Regions from separate parts of the Homo sapiens genome. Here region 1 is linked to region 2. Evidence: read pairs that join two places in POLR2A ChIA-PET (ENCODE). Cell type or tissue: PC-9. All regions are shown on one strand. Each heading gives the region's core, and the rest is flanking DNA. Links, peaks and the distances in the headings are about the cores only. Region 1 holds the start of DBH (dopamine beta-hydroxylase). Region 2 overlaps SARDH (sarcosine dehydrogenase).

Evidence for each region. Peaks named below come from ENCODE experiments on the same cell type or tissue, not always from the same donor. Only the 100,000 strongest peaks of a DNase experiment are listed, where the experiment ranks them.
Region 1: POLR2A ChIA-PET joins it to region 2 with 16 read pairs; 2 of 35 experiments call an interaction of 5 or more read pairs at or near these places.

What each region holds. Positions count from the first base shown.
Region 1 is chr9:133,627,277-133,638,578 of GRCh38, forward strand. DBH (dopamine beta-hydroxylase) reads left to right here and starts at 9,087. Exons shown (of 12, transcript NM_000787.4): 1 at 9,087-9,434. The coding sequence starts at 9,096. RefSeq lists an enhancer at 10,352-11,087. In PC-9, for the core only: no CTCF peak of the experiment used is centred there; no DNase peak of the experiment used is centred there; H3K27me3 peaks cover 7,590 bases.
Region 2 is chr9:133,684,926-133,696,227 of GRCh38, forward strand. It overlaps SARDH (sarcosine dehydrogenase), which reads right to left. Exons shown (of 21, transcript NM_001134707.2): 14 at 11,298-11,302; 15 at 9,333-9,446; 16 at 5,455-5,602; 17 at 268-361. Among named protein-coding and RNA genes, the nearest start is that of DBH-AS1, 33 kb to the left of the region's middle. RefSeq lists an enhancer at 483-983. In PC-9, for the core only: no CTCF peak of the experiment used is centred there; a DNase peak (open chromatin) is centred at 5,326; H3K27me3 peaks cover 3,355 bases.

The sequences.
Region 1 (11,302 bases), core at 1,586-9,585, 58 kb before region 2:
CACTTCAAACCCAGACCTGTTCTCCTGGGACCAAACAGGCCTTTGGCAATCCCAGCACTTCCAAGACATCCTGTTGCTCCAGGTATTGACCAGTGCCACCCAGAAAGATATCCTCATCAGCACTGTAGCTCATGCTACCTCCTCACCTCCTACGTGACACAGACCATCTCTGTCCTGGTCATTTTAATTCGCCCTTTCCCCAGGGCCTTATGGGGCCAAGTCTCTCCATAACTTGATCAGCAGAGGGGAAATTGGATCAGGGTGTGCAGATCGTTGCCTGCTTCTTACTTTGTGAATGTCAGAAGCCCCCAGGCACAGAGACCTGCTTGTTTCCAAAGTCTCATCTTTGAAAAGCAGATGGCAAGGCTTAGGCTTGATTGAATTTGTGTTTATGTATGTGATGCATTTGATTGTAGCTGGAGGGAGGCTGCCTGGTCCAATAGCTAATTTGGCCCATCAACAGGGTTTAAACCTACTTACCTGTTAGAAACTATTTGTTCCATGGAGGCAGTTGTGCCTTTGGCTGGTGGCATAACAGCCAGCGTCTGAGCATCCCCCTTGACCAAAGCCTTTTGAACCTGTGGGTTGATTTCAATTAGGGAGCCCAAAGTCCTTGGCTCCACAGCCCGGGCTCTGAGGACTGATGCTATAGAGCCGTGGGTACAAGTGTATGAGGGCCGGCAGACAAAGGCAAGAGTTGCACCGCTGTCACTCATAGTTTAAGAAACAAACGACCCACATATTTATCAACAGGGAGTTGGCTAAATCAATCAGAGACCATGCCTGCAGTGGGATACTTGAGAGCTGTCAAAGGCGGAGGCAGCACTGAGCGTGTATACTCAACATATATCCAACATGCACGTGGAAAACACCAGTGGCAGGACAGTGTGTACAGCAGGCCATTTAACAAACAGTGATGGCTCCTCAAAAATTAAAAGTAGAATTATCACAGGATGCATCAATGCCATTTCTGGGTACACACTCAAAGGAATTCACAACAAGGATTCAAAGAGGTATTTGCACACCCAGCAGCATGATTCACAACAGCTAAAAGATGAAGCAACCCAACTGTCCATCTACTGATGATGGATACATCTAGTGTGATCATTCATACAATAGACTCTTCTCCAGCCTTAAAAGGCAAGGAAGCTCTGACACATGTTACAACCTGGATTCACCTTGAGGATAGTATGCTCAGTGAAATAGACCAGACACAAAGGATAAATCCTGTATGGCTCTATGTCTATGTGGTCTTAGAGTCATCAAAATCATGGAGACAGAAAGTAGAATGGTAGGTGCCCAGGGCTGGGGGAGGGGGAATAGGGAGCTGTTGTTTCATGGGCACAGAACTTCAGTTTTGCAAGATGAAGCGTTCTGAAGACAGATGGTGGTGATGGTTGCACGGTAATAGGAATATGCACTGAAAGCCATTGAACTGCACGCTTACAGTGGTTAAGGCGGGACATTTTACATGATGTGACAAATCAATAATAAACAATTTTAAAAATTTCAGAGAATGAAAAGCTGTTCTGACAGACGACATATTGAGCTGTTAATGGTAGTCGTATTTGAGGGAGTGATTCTGCGCCGTGTTTTTCAGGCTTGTCTGGATGTTTATAATGATAGAGCTCGCCACCGTGGAGGGAGCCCTCACTAAGCACAGATGGTCCAGCCTCTGCCTGCACTGACTCGGGGAGCCCCCAGCCTGAGGAAATGCGAGTGTAATTCTGTCACTGTCCCCATAAGCTGAGGAAACAAGGTACAGAGGTTGAGGAACATGCACCTGCCTCTTTCTGCCTTTGTCTTGATTACTTCTCTGGGATAAGGACCATGTCCCTCCCAGTGAAACTCACCTAAATGTCAAGGGACAGCACTCCTGAGCCTCAGCCTCCACATTGCTTGCCCCCGGGTAGGACCACAGATGCCCCCTCGGCCCTGGGCGCTGAGGCCAGTGGAAGCCCTGCTGAGCCTGCGAGGCTCTGCCCTTCAGCATCTCTGGGATCAGGTTTCCAAGAACACCTGGCCCTGAAATGGGCATGGGGGGTGGGATGAGGGCTGACTGACCACTCAGACCTTGGGGCCCAAGTCCCCTGTTCTCAGCCAAGGCCCAGGGAGTCAGGGCAGGTCCGGGGGTCCTGGGCTGGGTGGCGCCGGTCTCAGCCACATAGGTCTGTGTCCAGTGGGGTGTGGCAGCCGCGAGCTCCAGGGGTTGGTGGTGAAGTGGCCCATAAGCCCTGAGCGGGGGTCTGAGGGCTGGTCGCTGGCATTGTAGCCTTTGCCAGGCAGCTCACTCGAACCCTGCCCGCCCACTCTGAGGCTGCCATAGCCCCCATCTTGAGAGTCAGCAGAGCCTGCATGGAACCGCCCGGGAGGCCCAGGCCAGCCTTCCTCTCCAGACTCCATGGACGCCAGACGCCACGCTCTTCCAGGCCTACCACTCTGCAGCCACCACCCATGACCACGGAGCCCTGGCCAGTGCCACTTGTCTCTAGGCCTCGGCATCCTAAGTTGTGAAATGGTGACAGTCAGGGCCTCCATGTGACTTGGAAGGGTTGGGTGCCCTCACTCACGAGAACGCCCAGTGCCTGCATGCTCGCCTAGGGAAGAGGCAGGTGGGCTGCAGACACGGCTCCTACGAGCCTGTGGACTCAGAGGGCATCTCAGGACTCGGGAGCCCAGACCACAACCTGGTGACAGCTGTCCCACACAGGGCTCCCACTGCACATGGCATGGTGCAAAGGGCATTGACCCTCAATTCTCACCACAACCCCCATCTCCTGGGCCTGCCCAAGGCAACTGGTACCCCACAACTTCCTGCATCTCTGCCCCCCCCTCCCACCCTGGGGTGGGCTTGGCTGTGTGAGTGGACTTGGCCCACCAGCCGGCAGCCCCCATGCTGGGCTCTGATACCCCAGGAGCGTCCTTCTGCCAGTGAGGGATGGGTGTGGGAAGGTGAGGGCCCCGGCTTCTTCACCCTTGATGTGACAGTTTTGGGGTGCATTCCACAGTCTCTCCAGGGTCCCCTTGGAACTGAGTCCCTACTGCCCATGGAGGAAACTGATTATGAAAGTACGGTTCGTGAGTGTTCCCACTCCCCTGCCCACCCGTCTCCGCACACTCTGAGCTCTCCTTCCACACAGCCTGCTCACATCCAGACCCTTGCCTCAGCGTCTGCTTTTGGGAGAACCAAAACCATAACAGGACAAAAAGAAGGGAACACAGTCTCCGACTGCACTTGGGGGTCCCACCAGAGTGTGACGGTGCCAGCAGACACTAGGAGAGGAGGGCGCTTGTATTTCCTGTGGCCACTGTAACAAATGACCAAAAACTCTGAGGCTTAAAACAACACGATTTTTTTTTTTTACAGTTCTGGAGGTCAGAAGCTCTAAAATCAAGGTGTCTGCAGAGCTGGCTCCTTTTGGGGGCTCTGGGAGGGGAATCTGTTCCCACCTTTTCCAGCTACCAGAGGCCTCCACATCCCTTGGCTCATGGCCCCTGCTCCGTCTTGGAAGCAGCCTCCTCTCCTTGGACCCCATCAATGCATCTCCTTCTCTCTCTCGTAGGACCTTTGTGATGACATGGGGTCCACCCAGCCAATCCAAGACCACCTCCCACCTCCGGGTCCTTAATCTAATCACACTGAATGTCCCTTCCCCAGGTAGCCTACCCGACTTGCAGGGATCTGGACGTGGCCATTGGGGGACATCCCTCTGTCTGTCACACCACACGCCAGAAGCTCAGAGAGATTCCAGGGAGGGAGGCGGATTCTCATGTTCTCCGAGACCCTCCTGGGCCAGAGCCCTGCCTGTTGGACCCTGTGATGTCAGTGGGTGCAGCAGCCCCCGAGATGGATGCGGGTGAGGGCAGCCCGGGGCTGTCTCGCTAGCCCTCACTGCATCGGCCCCATTCTGGGTCAATGGTAGGTCAACCTGGTGGATCTCTGAGGTGACCAAGCTTACTGACAGATGAACTACAGCCTCAGGAAGAGGGTCATGGCTGGCAGGAGCCAGCGGGGGGCAAGACCAGCAGCCCTGAGTGCTGGTGCAGGCCACGCAGGGCCCAGCCTCTGTAGCCAGAAGTCAGCGCCAGTGCCGGTCCTGAGCAAGATGGCCATTTCACAGATGAGGAAAGAAGGCTCAGGGCTGTGGGGACTGTCCGGGTGGGTCACATGGCCGGCAGGTTTCAGGGCCTCTCTTTCCATCTGGTGCCCACAGTTACGCTGTGGCTTGGGTGTGGTCTGGAGCTACTGCCTCAGGACCCACCACCATCCTGGCAGTGTGGTCCCTTCAGAAAAGCTGAAAATGCAAAAATCAGGCACATGCACCTCCCCCCATGAGCTGCTCAAGAGAGAGGAGCAGTCACGCATCCTTATGGAGAAAAGGAGAAGCAGGACCCAGAAAGGGTTTCCCTGTAAGATTCCTCAGGGCCCAGCAGGCCTCAGCCCCAAGATTGAGGCCAAATTATTGGAGGGGTGTGTGTGTGTGTGTGTGTGTGTAAAACTGAGTATGTGAGCATGAGCCCAGAGCTGGGGGTGCAGGCCACGCAGGTGTGAGAGTCCACCTCCCCATCTCGCTGACCCCTGTGTATGGAGGAGAGATGGAGGCGGGGGAGGCTGTGTCCTGCCCAGGCCAGCCGCCTGCCAGTGACAGTGGAGGACTTGCTCACAGTGGGGCTGCTTGGGGTCACACAGGAGTGGCCTGGCAGGCCTGGCAGCCCCAGCCCTGGAGCCAGCCACAGACTCCTGGGTTCTGCTTCCCTGGGAGCTTCCAGGGGAGTGTCACTGGGGCTCACGATACCGACCCCTTCTGGGATCAGTGGCCCCTTGCTTTTGGCACAGAGCTTCAGGGCCAGAGGGTGCCTCTAATCCAGTAGCTGAGGAAAGCTTTCAGTGGTGCTCTGGGCACCTCTGTGACCTGCCCTGGGCCCAGTCCTCATGCTGATCCCACTGTAGCCACCCTACTCAGTGCCCCAGGCCCTGGACACCTCAGGCCATGGGATATCCCAAGCATTCAAACTCTCACGGCCACCTACGCTTATGAGCAGAGGCAGAGGCATGGTGCCACCGCTGCCTCCTCAGGCAGGATATGCTTTTTGTTTGTTTGTTTTGAGACAGGGTTGTTCGCTGTCATTCAGGCTGGAGTGCAGTGGTGTAGTCAGGGCTCATTGCAGCCTCAAACTCCTGGGCTCAAGCGATCCTCCCGCCTCAGCCTCCCGAGTAGCTGGGACTACAGTCTTGTGCCACTATGCCTGGCTAATTTGTTTTTATTTTTATTTTGGTAGAGACTGGGTCATGCTATGTTCCCCAGGCTGGTCTCGAACTCCTGGGTTCAAGCAATCCTCCCGTCTTTGCCTCCTAAAGTCCTGGGATTATAGAGGTATGAGTCACTGTGCCCAGCCCAGAATGTGCCTCTTAACTTTCATACCGCAGCCCCTATGCTCAGGACGAGGAGGGACATAGGCCAGCTGCCCCAAGTTCCCCAAGGGGACTGTGCCACCCTGGAGTGGGCTCTGTGATGGACAGAGTCACCGTCTCCCAGCAGCTCCCAATCCATCCCATCACAAGTCAGGTCTAGGCACTGCCATCAGACTGATAGTTGAATTTTTCCTGCCAAGAGGAGGTCCCTAAGAGCCTGAGCCACAGGCGAGGGACAGTGCTGTCCTGTGGCCAGGCCCCGTTGTCACTGGGGAGTGGCCTGGCCTGTTCACTCACCCAGCTCCAGTCTGCACCACCGTCGCTCCACTTGGGGTTGTCACTGCCTGAGGTTAGGACGTCAGCAGAAGCCAGCCTCATGTGGCAGAGGCGATGGGGAATTACAGCCTGCAAAGGCTGATGGCATCAGAGAGATTCAGGAAAGCAAAGGGCTTATTAAAAAGCTGAAATTGGTTCTAAACAAGGTCAGCCGTCGATGCGCCTTGGAGGGAAGCCAGGCGCTGAGCAGCAGGAATGGGGCTTATTTCCTGACACCGTGGCCGTGACACCCTGCACCTCCCCGGCCTACCCCACCCCCAACCCCACTCCCACCCCCATTCCCATCCCCACCCCCACCGCCACCTCTGGAGGGCAACGTGCACCCAGACACTGGAGCAGAGGCAGCAGGGGTGGGAGCAGGGAGGAAAGCCCCCCGCGGGGCACCACAGGGAGGCATGTGGCCAAGAGAGCACCTGGCAAGCAGGTGTCACCTCTGAGGAGGGTGAGGGCAGGAGGAGAGCTGACTGTTGCTTCCTTACCCTGGGGTCGGATTGCTCCCTTTTAAAATCCATTAATGCAAGGAAGGGCGCAGCCACGGGGCCATCCGATTGGATTCGCTCCCTCCCGCCCGGCCCCAGTCTCCGCAGATTTTCTCTGCGGTTGCATTTTTCATTTGAGCGTCCCTTCCTCTTGACTCCAGTGGAATTTTTCTGACCTTGGCTGACAAGGTGTGCAGCCCCCTCCAGCTCAGGGCACCCTCTTTGGGGTGCTTGCCCCAGGCACTGGCCCACCCTGTGAGCTCAGGCGCATTGTCTCGCCTCTCCGAGGCTGACTCTCCTGTGTCTGAGACAGGGATGATCGCACACCCAGCCACCCAAGGCTGGCCAGGATGGAGGCAGGGCAGGGGAAGCCCTGGTGCGGCCTGACTTGTGTCTCCTGTCCCTCCCTAGGACTTAGTTATCAGTATTTTGGAATCAGCTGAATCATTTCTGTCAAATGCTAGAGGAAAGCCAGTTTTGAGTTGGATAAAGAAAATGTCTTTGATTCCTGTTAAAAATAAACATGTGTGCATAACACTGCTGAGCACGAGACCGCACCTGCCGTCCCTCCTTAGAGCTCCCAGCAGCTGTTGGTCTTTGGCGTATCCGGGAGAGGAGCGAGGCCTGGAGGTGTGTTGAGCCGTCCAAGGGCTGGTAGCATCAGGGGCTCTTCACTGCCTCTCGCTCCACAGAACCGCTGGGTTGAAGGAAGCTGGAGGGATCAATTGTCCTTGTCATCCAACTTCCTGTGTCTGTAGATGGGGAGGAGGCGCTGGGTTGGAAAGCGCTTCTCTGAGGACGCCAGCTGCGCATTCAGGAGGGCGGAGCAGGATATGACCCCAGAGCTCTGACCCCGGAGGAGCAGGAGGGGTGCCTGGGGCCTCAATACCCCAGAGGGGAGAGAGGTGCCCCCCTTCCCACAACGCGGGCCCCAGCTGGTGCTCGTTTAGCCTGTTGTCTAGCTGGAGCCACCTGGGTGGCCACCAGGCTGCTGGGAGGGCTCACCCCTGAGCTGGGTGTGCTGTGGAGCCCGTGACCCTCACCTCTGCCTCTGCTGGCTTTTGTTATCCCGTGCTGGGAACACCAGTGCCTGCCCACCCCGGAGGCTCTTCGTATCACCGGCTCGCTGTGGCCGCTCCCCAGTCCCGAGAGTGAATGTCCGGGATGCAGCAGACACCTGCTTACAAGGCACAGGTGAGGAGGTTTTGGAACTAATCTGAGGCATGAAGGTGAGGTGCTCTCAGGCGACGGAGGTGGCATGTCCTGATGGGAAAGCCAGGCCTTCGGAGGCTGAGACCCTTCCCAAGGCTCACCAGAGAACTCCCAAGAGTGTCTTTCCCCTGGCCTGGGAGACAATTTCACACCAATGCCACACTCTATTGCACAGGTGATTATGCACTTGGACCTCACCTGCCTGGGCTGTGGGTGGGGGCGAACGGTGCCCCTCTGGGTGCAATCAGTGGGGAGGGGCTCATGGCCTGAGCTTGGCTTTGCAGGATGGCCTGGCCACTGTGGGGCAGAGAGCACTGCCTGCGAGGGCCAGGGGAAGGCTGGCACTTTCTCCAAATTTCACGTTCGTGCAAAGACACAGTCATTCCTTTCTACAGCGTAGAGCTCAGAGCTGAAGCAGCCTCCAGACCTGCTGTCATGGGTATTTAAGGACCTAAATGTTGCTGTCAGCCTATGACATGAATGTGCCCCTAAGGCTAGATTCTGGGTTTCTCCAGAGAGACGAGAAACAGGAGGGAAAAGGAAGGAAGGGAGGGAGGAGGCTGGGGAGGAGGGACAGCTTCTAGTCCAGCTGGAGAGATCTGTCAACCCAGCCTGGGGGGTGGAGCTGGAGGGATCAAGCAGAATGTCCTGAAGGCAGCTGCCCTCAGTCTACTTGTGGGAGAGGACAGGAGGGAGAGGTGCCGTGGTGAGACTGACCCTCGGGCCCACGGGTGGATGATGGCAAAGGTCCTGTGGCAGGTGTGGGAGAAGCAGGGCTGCGGCCAGCTGCCCTGAGAGGCTTCAAATTCAGGCCAGATCTGCTCTGGGCAAGAGGAAGCTGTGGGTTTGGGAGCTTCAGAGACAGGGGAGCAGGCCTGTCACTCACCCTCTTTTCCTTAAAGGCTGTCACCCCCAGCAGTGCACCCTGCAGCCTGCCTATCCCCTGTGCAGCTCCAGCTCCGTCTGTCCCCAGCAATGCACCCCACGCCCATGTCCCCCACTCCCTATGATGCTCTCGCGCCTTCTGGAGCAGCAGTGGTACCAGCTGGAGGCTGTGGAAAAATTGAGAGGAGACAAAAGTGGGAAGAGCAGGCCGTGGAGAGAGTGTCTAAACACAGGGACTATTTGGAGATTGTCTTATTTTTGGTTTGAAATGGGCCCACCTGCTAGTATTGTACAAACGGCTCTGCTCGCTAGGCCAGGCCTGCAGTGGCTACGGGCCTATCCTTCACTGGTCAGCCTGGAGCAGCTCCTCGGACCTCAGTCTGCTCATCCGTGGGTAGAGGCGACGCAGACCCCATCCCACTGGGGACTGGGCCAGACAGCCTGTGAGGCAGTCAGCTGGTGCCTGGCCAGAGGGTGTCTGAAAGGCCTCTTGGCTGCAGGGTGCATCTGCTTTTGGGACAGCTCTTCAGAGCCATCTCAGAAGGGACAGCATCCGCCTGTCTACTTCAACTCCCACTGATGACGTCCATGTGTCATTAGTGCCAATTAGAGGAGGGCAGCAGGCTGAGTGCTTGGCCTGGGGCGCAAGCTTGTGGGAGGGAAAATTGGATTCCCCGCTAGACAAATGTGATTACCCGTGCTGCCTGGACCCACCCCATTCAGGACCAGGGCATAAATGGCCAGGTGGGACCAGAGAGCTCACCCCAGCCATGCCCGCCCTCAGTCGCTGGGCCAGCCTGCCCGGCCCCAGCATGCGGGAGGCAGCCTTCATGTACAGCACAGCAGTGGCCATCTTCCTGGTCATCCTGGTGGCCGCACTGCAGGGCTCGGCTCCCCGTGAGAGCCCCCTCCCCTATCACATCCCCCTGGACCCGGAGGGGTCCCTGGAGCTCTCATGGAATGTCAGCTACACCCAGGAGGCCATCCATTTCCAGCTCCTGGTGCGGAGGCTCAAGGCTGGCGTCCTGTTTGGGATGTCCGACCGTGGCGAGCTTGAGAACGCAGATCTCGTGGTGCTCTGGACCGATGGGGACACTGCCTATTTTGCGGTGAGTCTCTCCTCCCTGCCAGCTCTCCAAACCCTTCCTGACCCGGCACCCCATCTGGCCGTCTTTCTGCACTCACCCTCCTTAACCCAGAAAGTTCTTCTGTCACCTGTCAGTGTTTGAGTTGACTCTGCTCTGAGCCAAGTCTGCACCCCGAGCTTGGGCATCATGGGGATCTCAGTTTGAGGACAAAATAGGAAAGACATGCTTTCCATGGTCCTTGACTGCCCGCCCCAAATCATGGGACCCAGTAATCCCAAGGAATGGAACTATACACAGAGGACGCACACACCACACACACTCGTGCCGCTCCACACCCCACACGCGCATGAGCACAGACCCCACGACCCTCGGCCCTGTAAACAATGCCTAGTACCACGTCCCCAGAGCACACATGCCCACTGATGTGGGCCAGGTGGTGGCGCGTGGCTGGGCACAGCATGAGGCCTGCACACCCATGGGATCCAGCCTGACCTACTGTGCTTGTACCCGTGGACCAACTGAGCAGGTGCAGACACCCTGCCCCTACCCATAGGTGTTGAACAAGCCCCACAGGGCTCAGCCAAAACTGTTAGGATGGGCTCTTGACTCCTTTCCGTCCAAATTTACCTCCACTCTTGTTTCACAGGGTGGAGAAAGGGGAAAAGTTTCCCTTCAAACTGGAGGGGACTTTAGGCCCTTCCACAAGCTGCAGGGGGTCCCCGAAGTGGGCGAGCCCACCGCCTACAATGGGTCCTGCTCCAGCCTTCCTTTCCACATGGGACTGGCCACCAGGGCTTCTTTGTGGATGAAACCCAACTCTCTCCACAGAAACACACAAAGGAGTGACAAAAAAGTTTTATTTCTGAAGTCAGGAGGTGCCTGCTTTATCTGGGAGTGCCGAGCTGGAGCGGGGGAGCTGTGTCTGTGCGGAGCGGCCGGCTCCAGCTCTGCATCTTGGTCTCACCATGGGCTGGTGGGGCGGAGAGTCCCTCTCTGCCTTTTTGGGTGTTGTGAATTCATGAGGGCAGATGGTGGCTGCTGTTTCTGGAGCTGAGCTTGCCCCCTCCAATTCCCAAGACTCGGCCAGGAGGCACTTGCCTGTGTCGCTAGTGAGGCTTAGGGCCACCCAGGTAGGGTGAGTGGAGCTGCCTGGGAAGGGCCCTGCTCTGACCCATAGGGCTGCACAGATTCCTGTGCACAAAGACACTCTGTGGCTCAGGTTCCAGCCAAGAAAGACCTGGGACAGCCCTGATTCTGAGCCGTCAGCCGTCTGGAGGAGCAGCTGAACCCCATCGCTGACAGTTTGGGGTTCTTCGCAAGCCTCTGCCATGAGGCACCCTGAGTGCAGGAGCATTTGCTCCTCTCTGGGGCAGCGTCCCCCCTGCCTGCATTTCCCGGCTGCTAGGGAAGCCAGAGGAAGCCAGGTGACTTTGCCTTTCCGTGCACTGGCAAGGTTAATTTGCACAACAAATTCCTACGAAAGCAAATGTCAGCCTTATTATTCCTCCCTAAGCAATATGTTCAACTAATATCTTCTTGATTTCCAGCTGAAATATCACAGGCGAACTTTCTGCCTCTGTTTAAAATGAGTCTCTCGGCAAACCAGCGGTGTCCCCAGCGGGGTTGCATTGTGTGGCTTTTTTCTCTAGGGAAAGTTTTGCAGTATCTTTTGCAGATTTCTTTTTTCTCAAGGAAATGAAGAAAAGATGTTTTACCCTGAATGTAAGATTAAAAAGAAACACAACCCAAAGTCCTTAAGGCCAAGGGCCCGAGGCTTTCTTGGGGTTTCCATGGGAAAGGCCAGGCAGGGCAGGGAAGCAGCTTCGTTTGGACAATTCTGGTGGGCTCTGGGTGGCTGGGGTGGTCTCTAGTTGCCTGGTTCCTGGCCC
Region 2 (11,302 bases), core at 1,466-9,465:
ACCTTCCCTGGGACTGAGTCCCTGGCATGCACCAGGCACCGAGGAGGGATGGAAGACGCTGTGACTTTGATCCACATGACCTCTCCAAGCTCCCAACAGCCTGTAGGAGGGCCGCCTGGTCCCACTGTCCCCCCTTCACAGTTGGGGACCGAGGCCCAGGGAGGCAAAGGAACCTGCCCGAGAGCCCCCAGCCCCCAGATCCCCCGGCGCACCCCTCACACCATGCTGCCACCCACGACCCAGAGGACGTGGCCAGCTGGAACCTACCAGGTGCCCTGCGGCTCTCAGTAGCTTGTGGGTGGAGAACGGGAAGGCCTCGTTGCTCAGGTCTGCGTCCAGCACCTCCTGCAAAATGGCTCGGCTGCAGGCAAGAGCAAAGTCGCTCAGTCAGCAAGTGCTCACGGGTGGGGCCTGGGCAGGAAAGGCCCCGGGGACCTGCCATGAGTGGGATAAGTCCCTGTCCTCATGAGACAGATGACAATAAACATGGATTAATAAAAATACACCAAGACAGATGTACGTTCCAAATATACATAAGACAGCCACCTTCCAACGGGGTAACGCTAGGGCTAGCAGGACCCCTGGGGGAGGCCAGACTTGGAGATAGCTCTAACGGGACTCGCGATTCTTAGATGGGGAAGTGAGGCCAGAGTGGTTATCTAACCATAGAATGCCCTTGAAGCCCACAGGCCAGGAGGAACAGAGCATCTGGACCAGGTCCACAATCCACAATCCACATCCCCAGGCCTCTCCAGGTTTCCAACTCTTCAGAGGCCAGAGGGGCCTCAGCTGCTGCTTTGGTAGCCACGGCCCGAGAGAGGAGCTGGCTATGGTGGCCTCAGTGCTGTACAGAAGAGTAGAGTAACTTGCCCAAGGCAGAGCCGGATTGGAGCAGATTCCGGCCTCCTCCCAGCCCACTGCAGAAAGTGCTCTTCCCAGACACCACCCCGCTCTGTTCCCTGACCTAACCCTCCAACTGGGCACCTCGGCCCCAAAGTCCTCTGCCTGACATGGGTGTGAGACGCTCAGGCTGCAGACTTGGAGGAGGTAGAGAGCTGGGCTTAGCACCCAGCAGGTGCTAAGAGCCATTTCAACCTCCTAGGGGACTGTCACCTACCGAGGGCAGGGCTGCACCTGAGTGCCACAGTGCTATGAGGGCCCGGGAATGTTCCTGAGCACTGGACACTCAGTCCATACTGGACAGTTTGCACAGACTTGCTGGGTCCACCCCTGCTTTTAAGCTCTGCGAGGGTGGGGATTCGCTCCCCACTTTCCCTGCTCCGTGGTACCCAGCACCACATCTACTCTCACACTTGCGCAAGTACCGGAGACCTCACTGGAGCCAACACCCATGGTCTCCCAGGAAGCCCTCACCTCCTGGGCACCGTGCCCACCTCCAGGCCTAGCCCTCTTGTGCCCCTTCGCATTCTCACCCCTTCCCCTGTCACCACTTAACCCTTTGTCATCCTTCAGCTCTTGGCTCAGCTGTCACCTCCCCCAGGAAGCCCTCCCTGACTCCCTAGGTCTTGGGCAGGTACTCGTTGTCCAAGATCCCACAGTCTCCTGCCAGGGTGTCTCTCACATTGGTTGTACCCACCCCCAATGCATCCACCCCCAGGAGCTCCGTGCCAACAGCATCCCCCTATCCCAATGTGCCTGGCACAGAGCAGGCTCTCAGTAAATAGAACTGACTGTGAACACCCTGGCTTGGCACAGCAGGGTGAGGCCCCCATTGCTAGGAGACGCCCCCCCACTTCTGTCCCTCTGGGATCCCAGCAGGTGTTGAGGCTGCAGGGTGGGCTGTCCAGAAGTACTGCTGACCCTAATCCCAATCGTCACAGTGCTGGGAGCCGCCACCCACGTCAGCCTGAGGTGCTCAGCTGTGGTACAGTTGGCCAAGACCCTTATGTAACCACTCAGCACCCACGTGGTGCCAAGCCCTGGAGAGTGATACCAGTGCCTCAGACCTGACAAGCACATGCTCTCTGCAGCCTTGAGTGGCAGCCGCACGGAAGGGACCCTGGGGCAGAAGCCTGGAGCTGCCACCTGGTCCAAGGCTTTGAAGGGCTCTGACCCAGGCTATGGGCTCAGCAACCTCAGGGGAAGCCCAGTTCCAGGGGTCCACGAGCTTCCCAGTCAGAGGCCCCGGTTCTAGTCCCAGGCCCTGTACTTACCCCTGAACCCTACCAAGCCCCAGTCCCTCATCTGTGATGCCACGGGCCACTGTGAGGAACCAGCAAGAAAGCACACAAAGCCCCTGGTGCTAACCATGACCACAGCGATGGCCAGTTCTGGGCTGCACGACACCGTCTCTCCCAGCCACGCAAGGATATTGGTTTTGGTTTGTTTTGTTTCATTTTGGCTTGAGACAAGGTCACCCTGTCTCCCAGGGCGGCTTGCAGTGGCACAATCACAGCTCGCTGCAGCCTTGACCTCCTGGGCTCAAGCGATCCTCCAGCCTTGGGCTCCCAAGTAGCTGCGACTACAGGTGTGCACCACCGTGCTGAGCTAATTGAAAAATTTTTTTGTTGTTTTTTTAGAGATAGGATCTCGCTATGTTGCTCAGGCTGGTCTCAAACTCCCGGACTCAAGCGATCTTATCACCTCGGCCTCCCAAAGTGCTAGGGTTGCAGGCATGAGCCACCGAGCCCAGCCTCTACCAGCACAGGGGGCTATTTGAGTTTACATCCACTAGTATTAAAAATGCAGTCCCACTAGCCACATTTCAAAGGCTCAGTAGCCACACAGGGTTTAGTGGCTGCGTGTTGGACCACTCAGTTATGGAGCATTTCCAGAAAGTTCCATGGGGCAGCAGCTCACACAGCCCCTACTCCATTGTCCAGTAGGTGTGCTGAGCACGTCCTGAATAACAATTCCGAAAGTGCAGCCTTTATCAGCAGCACCAGTATTATTATTCATCTAAGAAACTTTGGGTTATTTTTGAAAGATAGAGGACATTTTGGAGGAGAAAGTTAAGAAATTACCAGGAGGCAGCGAGCTCCTCTTCCCGCCCTGGCTGCCTCCCCCGCCACCGCCTGGAGCAGCTTATAATGAGGCTGGGCGCACCGGCCGCCCCCGGGCCGCACCTTGATCGGTCCATCTGCCACCTCCTCCCTCCACGGCCCACCTGCCTCCCCCACACTAAAAATATCCCCACTCCCTGTCCAAGGCTGGCGTGGCAATGAAGCCAGAGGATTCCAAGGACCAGGCCTTGACACCCCTCCCTCTACCCCAGAGATGCGGAGGTTGGGGTCACCCAGGTGAGAAATGAAAAGCACACAGCATCGCGGCTGCCTGTGGGCCAGGCTGGGGACTGCATGATTCCACCGCATCCCAGTCCCTTTCCCGGCAGCTGCGGCCAGCACCCTCCACTCTTCATCATGCACGCGGAAGCTGTCTCTGTCCCCTACCCTCCCCCGACCCTCTCAGCACACCCCATCCACTGTCGGGTGCTATGAGCCTCGCCCAGTCCATGGGAACCACCACAACGCCAAACCCTCGCCCGTGAGCCGCATGGACTCAGCTCATCACTCCCTCCTGGCATCCCTGCCTCGCCTGGCCTGAGGCTCCTCACAGGCCTGCTGGCCCCCTGCCCGCTGACCCAACAGCAGAGACCCCCCCACCAAAGCCCAAGCCCGACCATGTTCCTCCTCTGCTCAGCACCCCTCCCTCAGAGGAGCAGCTGCTGGGCCTCCAGTATCTCACCCTGCTGCCCTCTGAGCCCGGCTCCTGGCCTGCTCCATCCCAGCCTCAATGCGTGCCTCAGACATACGCACTGGCCTGCCACGGGGCCTTTGCACCTGCTGTTACCACTGCTGGGAGCAGTTCCCCCAGAACACCAAGGCTGGGTCACTCGTTTCCTGCAGGGTTCTGCCCAAATGTCTCCTTAATGCATGTTGGTTTCTATGAGCAGCCTCAAGTCAAACACTTGGCAGAAGCCAGTTAGTGTTAAAGCACTCGACCCTCTCCGATTCTATCCCTTCCTCAGCAAGCACGCGTCTACCGTGTGCCCCTGAGCACCACAGTGCATATGCTTGGACGGACAGCAACAGCTCGGTCCCTTGCAGCCTGAGAGGGGAGCAACTGGCCTAGGACTCAGCGTGGGGTGCCAGGGAAAGCGGACCCCATGGCAGAGTCTGGGCACTCCAGCCAGAGGTCTCGGCAGAATCCCAGGCTGACAGGATATCACCAGGACACAGCCCTGCTACGTCAAGTGCTCACCTCGGCGACCTTCAGGCTGGAGACTCATCTCCCCCCCACCCCTCCCTGCCTCTCCTCCTCTCCTTTCCCATCCTCTCCCCGAAGCTGCCACCATCATTTTCCAGAGACAGATCACCCCTTTGATATCCTCCATGTCCCCAGAAGCAGTGCCCTCATCTCGTGCCTCTTCCTCCTGCCCAGTCCAGCAGAGCCACCCTGTCCAGCCCCAAGGCAGATGTGGCGGCAGGAAGCACACCGAGATGAGTGTCCTGGCCCCTTAGCCTGGTGGGGGAGGGTCACCAATGGAAGGCCTAGACTAGGCCGTTTTCTCACAGAGGATTTTTAACTCTTGAAAAAGGGTGGCGGTGAGCGTGTGCAGGCTTCTGAGCACAAGGGGGACGCATCCCCATCAGCCCTGGCACTGACCAGCTGTGTGACCTTGGGCAAATGTCTCAACCTCTCTGTTTCTCAGTTTCTGCATCAGTAAAAATAAGAACAATTATGACCACCTCAAAGGGCTACCGTGGGGATGGGAGATGTTGGCTCAGGCTTGGCAAGTCACAGGTGCTCCACTGGTGGCTGCTAACATGATGTCCTTCCTCCCTGTCCCCCACCCCCAGTCCCTTCTCCCAGCCTCCGAAGCACAGTCAGAGGGGTCTTTCCAAGGTGCACACCTGCTCAGCCGTCCTTTTGCCCAAGACTCTTCTGTGGCTGTGTGCATGAGCCAGCAGCCGAGGGTCTTCCCCGGTCCTGGTTTCTCATGGGTGGGGAACACAGCCCGGCAGGTGTTTATAGAAGGAATGCACGCATGGATAAGCCTTAACCTTGTCATGGAGGGTGTTTCCGGAGGAGCCAGGGACCCCTCGGTATAGGATATTATTCTGCCCATGTGATCAAGGTGGCGTACAGAAATTACCAGGTAGCAGGGCGAAATCTGGCCTGGTTCTGCCCACTTTGGGATGGTGGACGGTAATTCCTAGACTGCACTGGTGACTCAGAGACTGCCCTCCCCTCTGGGATCCTGGGGTCCTCAGTGACTGAACAGCTGTAAATTTCAGTCTGACTCGTGTTACCGGCTTATCTGCATTCCAGTGCTTTGAAGATATTTATTCAGAATGGCATCTCTGGTTTACCAGAGCGCTTAACTATTCAGAATGGCCCATTCTGGACAAGCTGTTCTGCCCAAGGGCCTGTTGGAGGACCTGGGTCCAGGCAGCAGGTGCACCCAGGGGCGGGCTCCCAGTCCTCTCTCACCTGGCTGGGCCCTGGATACTGATCATACCCAGGTCCTCGGAGCTGTCGATGAGCTGGCACTGGGACTTCTGGTCCTGCAGCACGGTGGTGATGTGGGACCAGTTGTGCTGGGCCACGGCCCCGCCCATGGCCAGGTAGTAACCGTCCCCTGGAAGAGAGGCACCTGGACTTAGAGCAGGATTTCAGGGCCTGGGAGGTGGGGACAGAGAGGGTGGCCCAAGGGTCTCCCGGCTGAGAAAACAAATGCCCTCTCAGGGGCCTGTGCCTTCACAGTGCCCAGGAACCGTATCTGTCCCTCCCTGGGTCCCCCAGGGCCACGCCTTGCAGAGTATCCTCTGAGCCATGGGGGTTAGGAGAAGGACCTGCTTCTCAACCCCTACCACCCACCCCTCTGCAGACACCTCAAAGGGATGCCCCTACCCTGGGAGGACGGTGTCTTGGGAACACACAGGCCTAGGCCAGCCTGGCCCAGATGCAGTTCTGCGGCTCACCGGCCTTGCTTCTCACCTCTCTGAGCCCCCATTTTCTCATCTGTAAAAGGGGCAGACCCACAACATCTGGCCCCACAGGGCTATTGGAAGCACCCTTGGACGAGAGACCTCTCAGGGCCCCAGGCAGGCCCCAGCCAGGCTGCTCCCTCTCTTCTTCCTCTTGACACCATAAGCACAACAGAGAATGAAGGCAAAGAGACAAGCCAGTCCTCAAGGGGTTCCCCGACACCTGAACTGGGGCCGTTTCTGGATGGAATCCTCAGCTCTATTCAGACAGACACCCTACCTCACCTCCCCCAACACACACACACACACACACACACACACACACACACACACACACACGGCCACTCTCAGGCCCCTGGCTCCTGAGTGGCCCCCCCAGTCTGCAGCCATCCCAGGCCTCTCCCAGGAGGGCATGGGAGCTACTGAGGCCAACTGGTGCCCAGGGAGATGGCAGCTGATGGGCCTGGCCTCCTGTGGCCCTGACCATCCATGATCAACTTCCCTGAAAACAAGACGCCAGTCCTGAGGCCAGAGGTCAGTCAGCCCAGGTCCAGGCCTGGCCTGCAAAGCTGACATGGCAGAGAGCAGTGAGAAGGCAGGGTGGCCGGGGACTTGCACCATCGGCAGTGGGTGTGGGGGGAGCTGTGGGCTGTGCAGCTGATTTTGTGCTTTTCAGTATCATTGGAATGGTTCCCAGGAGCATGTATCCTTTTGTAATCTTACAAAAAGATCAATAAAGACCATTTAAAATTACTTTTGAGATTGACAGCTGCTTTGTATGCCACCTTGATCACATTGTGTAAATCATCACATTCTCTCGGCTCCGTGGTGATCTGATGCAGCATGGGTAGGTAGCGCACGTATTCAACACGCGCATATTTAATGCCCATGCATATTCATAACTCAAACAGTGCAGTTTTGAAGCCTGAAAGTAAAGCAAAGCCCACATGGTGGTTTTCTCCTGTTGAGTGGTGTCCCCAGGACCCGCAGAGCCCTGGGGGATGTGACTCACTGTGCTAACTCCACACCCACCAAGTGCAAACCTTCCCAGCAACCAGCACCGCCGATCCCCAGCCCTCAGCTCTAGGAATCCACCAGAATCCTCTGGAAAGCTAATTGTGCACCACTGGGAGATGGCTCAGCGTTGAAAGCACTTTCCTGACAGCTTCCCCTTATGAGGGGGGACGAGCAAGGTCCTCATTCCCCAGCCAGGGAAACTGAGGCTCAGGGAGGCTGCTCCCCAGCCCTCCCAGCACCCCCAGACTCTGACTCAATTCTCCATCGCAGCCCCGGGAGGCGCGTCTTCCTCACTCCATTCCACCAATGGGGGAAACTGAGGCTCGGGGGGGCAGGTCGCTGAGCCAGGTAGTGGCAGGACCTGGCCAGGATTTTTGGTGACCTGTGTCCTCATTTTGGCCCCTCTACTGTCTCCCTAGCTAGACTCACTAAGTCTGCGGCTATGGGCTGTGCCTGGGCCGCCCCTCTACTGGGGGCTGATGCCTAGCTCCTTACAGGCAACACTCCTCTCAGCTCAGAGATGCCATTTCAGCTGAATGACCCAGAGACGACCAGCGATGGGCAGGTCACACTGGTTCTCACCTCTACACCCTTGTAGCCAGTGGCTCCTCCCCATCCTTCCAAGCTCAGGCCGGCCCTCTCCTCCAGGAAGCCTTGCTCATCCCGGCTCGGCGGCTTCACATGGCCTTCCCTAACACCTCGCTCTTTCCCATCCCCTTGCATGTCCCCCTCCAGGTGTTACGGGGCCCTTCCTGCCCCCGTCTGGACATACAGCCCACTGTGGGGTCCCTGAAGCCCCACCGGCCTCCTTCACCTCCTCCCGACCCTGGCTACCTGGTGCTTCCACACAGTGCAGGCTCACGTGATGACTGTTGAGGGAACGAGCGAAGGAACGAGCTCATGGATCCATGAGGCACGAGCGCTGTGGCTCAGCCCATGGCTCCCTCAGCCTCCACGTCGCCAACGGCAGGAGGGAAGGGGTGGGCGAGCTCTGCGCACCCCATAGGACCCCTCACTCACGCTCTCAGCCTCATCTCCGCCACCAGCCTCCAGACCGCAGGGCTCACCTCACTACTCCCTGCTTTTGGCAGAACCGCAGAGGCCCAGGAGCCCCTGCCAGCCCCCAGCCCCGAAGACCCGCTGGGCAGTGAGGAGCGCTGTCTTCCCACCCTGGCCCCCAATATCCCACCCCCTCCGGTCTTCATTTTTCCTCTTGACCCATCTAACATCCTACACCTTCCACTTATTTTATTTTTTTAATCCTATTTCCTCCCACCAGAGATACAAACTCCACATGGGCCAGAACCTCCTGTGTTTGGCTCACTGTTGGGTCCTCCGTGCCTCAAACTGAGCCTGACACACAGTCGGTGCTCAATGACTGCTGCCGAAGGTGCGGGTTATGAGCTGATCATGAATGAGCCCCTTTCTCCCCTTGCCTCTCTCCCCCAGTGCCCAAGCTGGGGCTCGACACTGACCGAGTCCCAGTGAGGAAACAACTACATTTGCCAGCAGCACGGAGTCAGGTCAAGAACCAGGAGATGCCAGGTTTTCTGAATGGGCTGAGCCCTCCCCGCTGACTGTGCCCCTGCCCCGGGGACAGCACAGAGAGCTGCACGGTCAGCACCTTCCCCTGTGCAGGTCCCATCCCAGAGGTGGCAATGCCTCTTCCTGGAGAAAGAGAATGTTTCCCTCTCTGCTTCTTCATCCCTGGTGGGGATGGGTTACAGGACGAGAGATCAGATGGCTCCTGTGTGAACCCAGGGACAGGATCAGGGAGCTGAAGGGACAAGAGGCAGGTCCTGGCTCTGCGTAACAGTTGGGGCTGAGCAAACAAGGGATGAAGGTACTGAGCTACCTGTCCCTGAGGGTATGCAAGCAGACATGGTGGGACTGCAGCAGGCAATCAGGCATCAGCGTGGGCCCTGAACTGGACGTCTTCTAAGGGCCTATCCAAGCTCCAGACTAGAGGGTCACACGGGCCTGAGAAGTCAACCCAGCAAGGATGTCAGTGGCAGAAAGGAGCTGACTGCTTTGAGTGGGAGGCACGGCCTAGCATTGGTACGCTTTGTTCCGGGAAACCGAGCCGAGCACGCCCACACTGCAGCCACTCCGAACCGCAACAGCGTGGACAGGTTCAGAGATGCAATCACTGAGTACTGGGAGCTCCAGCAATGCCGCCTGAACAAAGCCCCCATTTAGCCTGAAACGAGACCTCTAATCTCCCAGCTCTGACCACAGCGGGCACAACAGCTAATGACAGAGCTGCCGTCAGCAGCCCATCCCGTCCATCCTGCCCTGTCCACAACCACCAGTCCACAGAGCAGGCCGCAGTCACAGCGCCGTGTGCACAGAGGCATCCCATACCTTCAAAGGCGGGGGCCAGCGGGGAGGCCTGGTGGCTGGGTGCCAGGCGGCTGACAGTCAGGTCACTCTCGGTGCCCCCACGGTGGTTGAGCATGCACGTGTACACGGTGGAGCCTGCGAGAGGGAGAAGGAAGCCGGGTCTGTGCTGAGGCCCCAGCCGGGTCTGTGCTGCCTCAGTTTCCCCAGGGCCGCTCACAGGGGCAGCTCCTTGTCACGGAGGCTGGATAACCCCCAGACAGGATGCCCTACTGGGAGGTGACCTGGAGAGCTCCTCAGCCCAGGGATGCCATTTCAGCTTAATGACCCAGAGAGGACTGGCCATGGGCAGGACATCCCATCACCGTCACCCTTGCGGGAAGGAAGCTTCTTTCTTCTTGAAATGCCTTGGCACTGGCCCCTCCCACCCATCCACCACCATGCTGAGAAGTTTCTAGGGACAGGATTCATGCCCCCCGTTCATTCTGGGGCTCCTAGCTCCGTGCCTGGTACCGGAGAAGACTCCATAAATGTCTGTGGCATAAATTACTTTGTGGATGGAGGATGGATGGACAGATGGGAAGGTGGGCAGATGGATGGGAGGATGGGAGTGGGTGAGCAGAAGGGGGAACAGATGTATGGAGAAACAGGGATGTGTGGGCTGGTGGATGGGTGGATGCAAGACTGAGTGGGTGGCTGGATTAATGGGAGGTGAGCAGCAGGTGCCTGGGAGTCTGGGGAGTGGGTTTGTTGGTTGGCTGGCTGAAGAGATGATGTTAGGGGTTGAATTGTGTCCCCCACAAAAGATATGTGAAAGTCCTCACCAGGACTGGGAGTGTGATCTTATTTGGAAATGAGGTCTTTGCAGATATGATCAGGTTAAAGTGAGGTCATGAGTGTGGGCCCTCATCTAATCTGACTGCTGTCCTTCTAACACGGTGGCTCACACCTGTAATCCCAGCACTTTGGGAGGCTGAGGTGGGAGGATCACCTGAGGTCAGGAGTTTCAGACCAGCCTGGCCAATATGGCGAAACCCCGTCTCTACTAAAAATAGAAAAAATAGTTGGGCATGGTGGTGTGCGCCTGTAATCCCAGCTACTCAGGAGGCTGAGGCATGAGAATCACTTGGACCCAGGAGGCGGAGGTTGCAGTGAGCTGAGATCGCGCCATTGCACTCCAGCCTGAGCGACAGAGCGAGACTCCGTCTCAAAACAAAACAAAACAAAAAAGAGAACACCTGGAGAAGGCCTTGTGACACAGGCAGAGACTGCAGTGACGCAGCTGCATGCCGAGGAAGGCCAAGACTCCCGGCCACCACCAGCAGCTGGAAGAGCAAGGAAGGGTCCTCTGCAGAGTGTCAGGTACAGACACCCTCATTTTGACCTCCAGCTTCCAGAACCGTGACAATAAATTGGTGTTGTTTTAAGCCACCAGGTTTGTGATCCTCTGTTCTGGCAGCCCAGAACACTCATGAAGATGGGGACGCATGAGCTGTTGGGTGGGTGGGTGGGTGGGTGACGAAAAGGCAGATGAAGATCCCAAGTATGTCCCAAATATGGCTTGGGACATACTTACATTAAAAATGAGTCATTATGTATCCAAAATTCAAATGTAGCTTAGCATCCTGTGTTTCTATTTAATTCTGGCAATCCCACCTGTGAGAGCATGGGGGGGACTGGGCCCCACAGTCCCAGGAGAGACGTGGCTGAGGGCCAGCTGCCACACATCCTTTCTGGAAGAGTAGAGAGGAAGGCAGAGGTAGGGAGGAGAAGGAAGGCAGGAGGGAGAGGTGGAGGAAAGTAATGAGGGCCTGGGGCCTGGGATGGGGCAAAGGGGGCCGGACGGGGGGGAGCTCAAAGCCAGGTGAGGGCAAGGAGCAGTGTGCTCAGGGTGCCCGAGGGGACAGGGTGGCTTGCCAGCTCATCTCAGTGCCTGAGGCTGTGCCCATGGAGTGACAGGAACATGCCCCCCAACCTCAGGCTCCATACCTGGG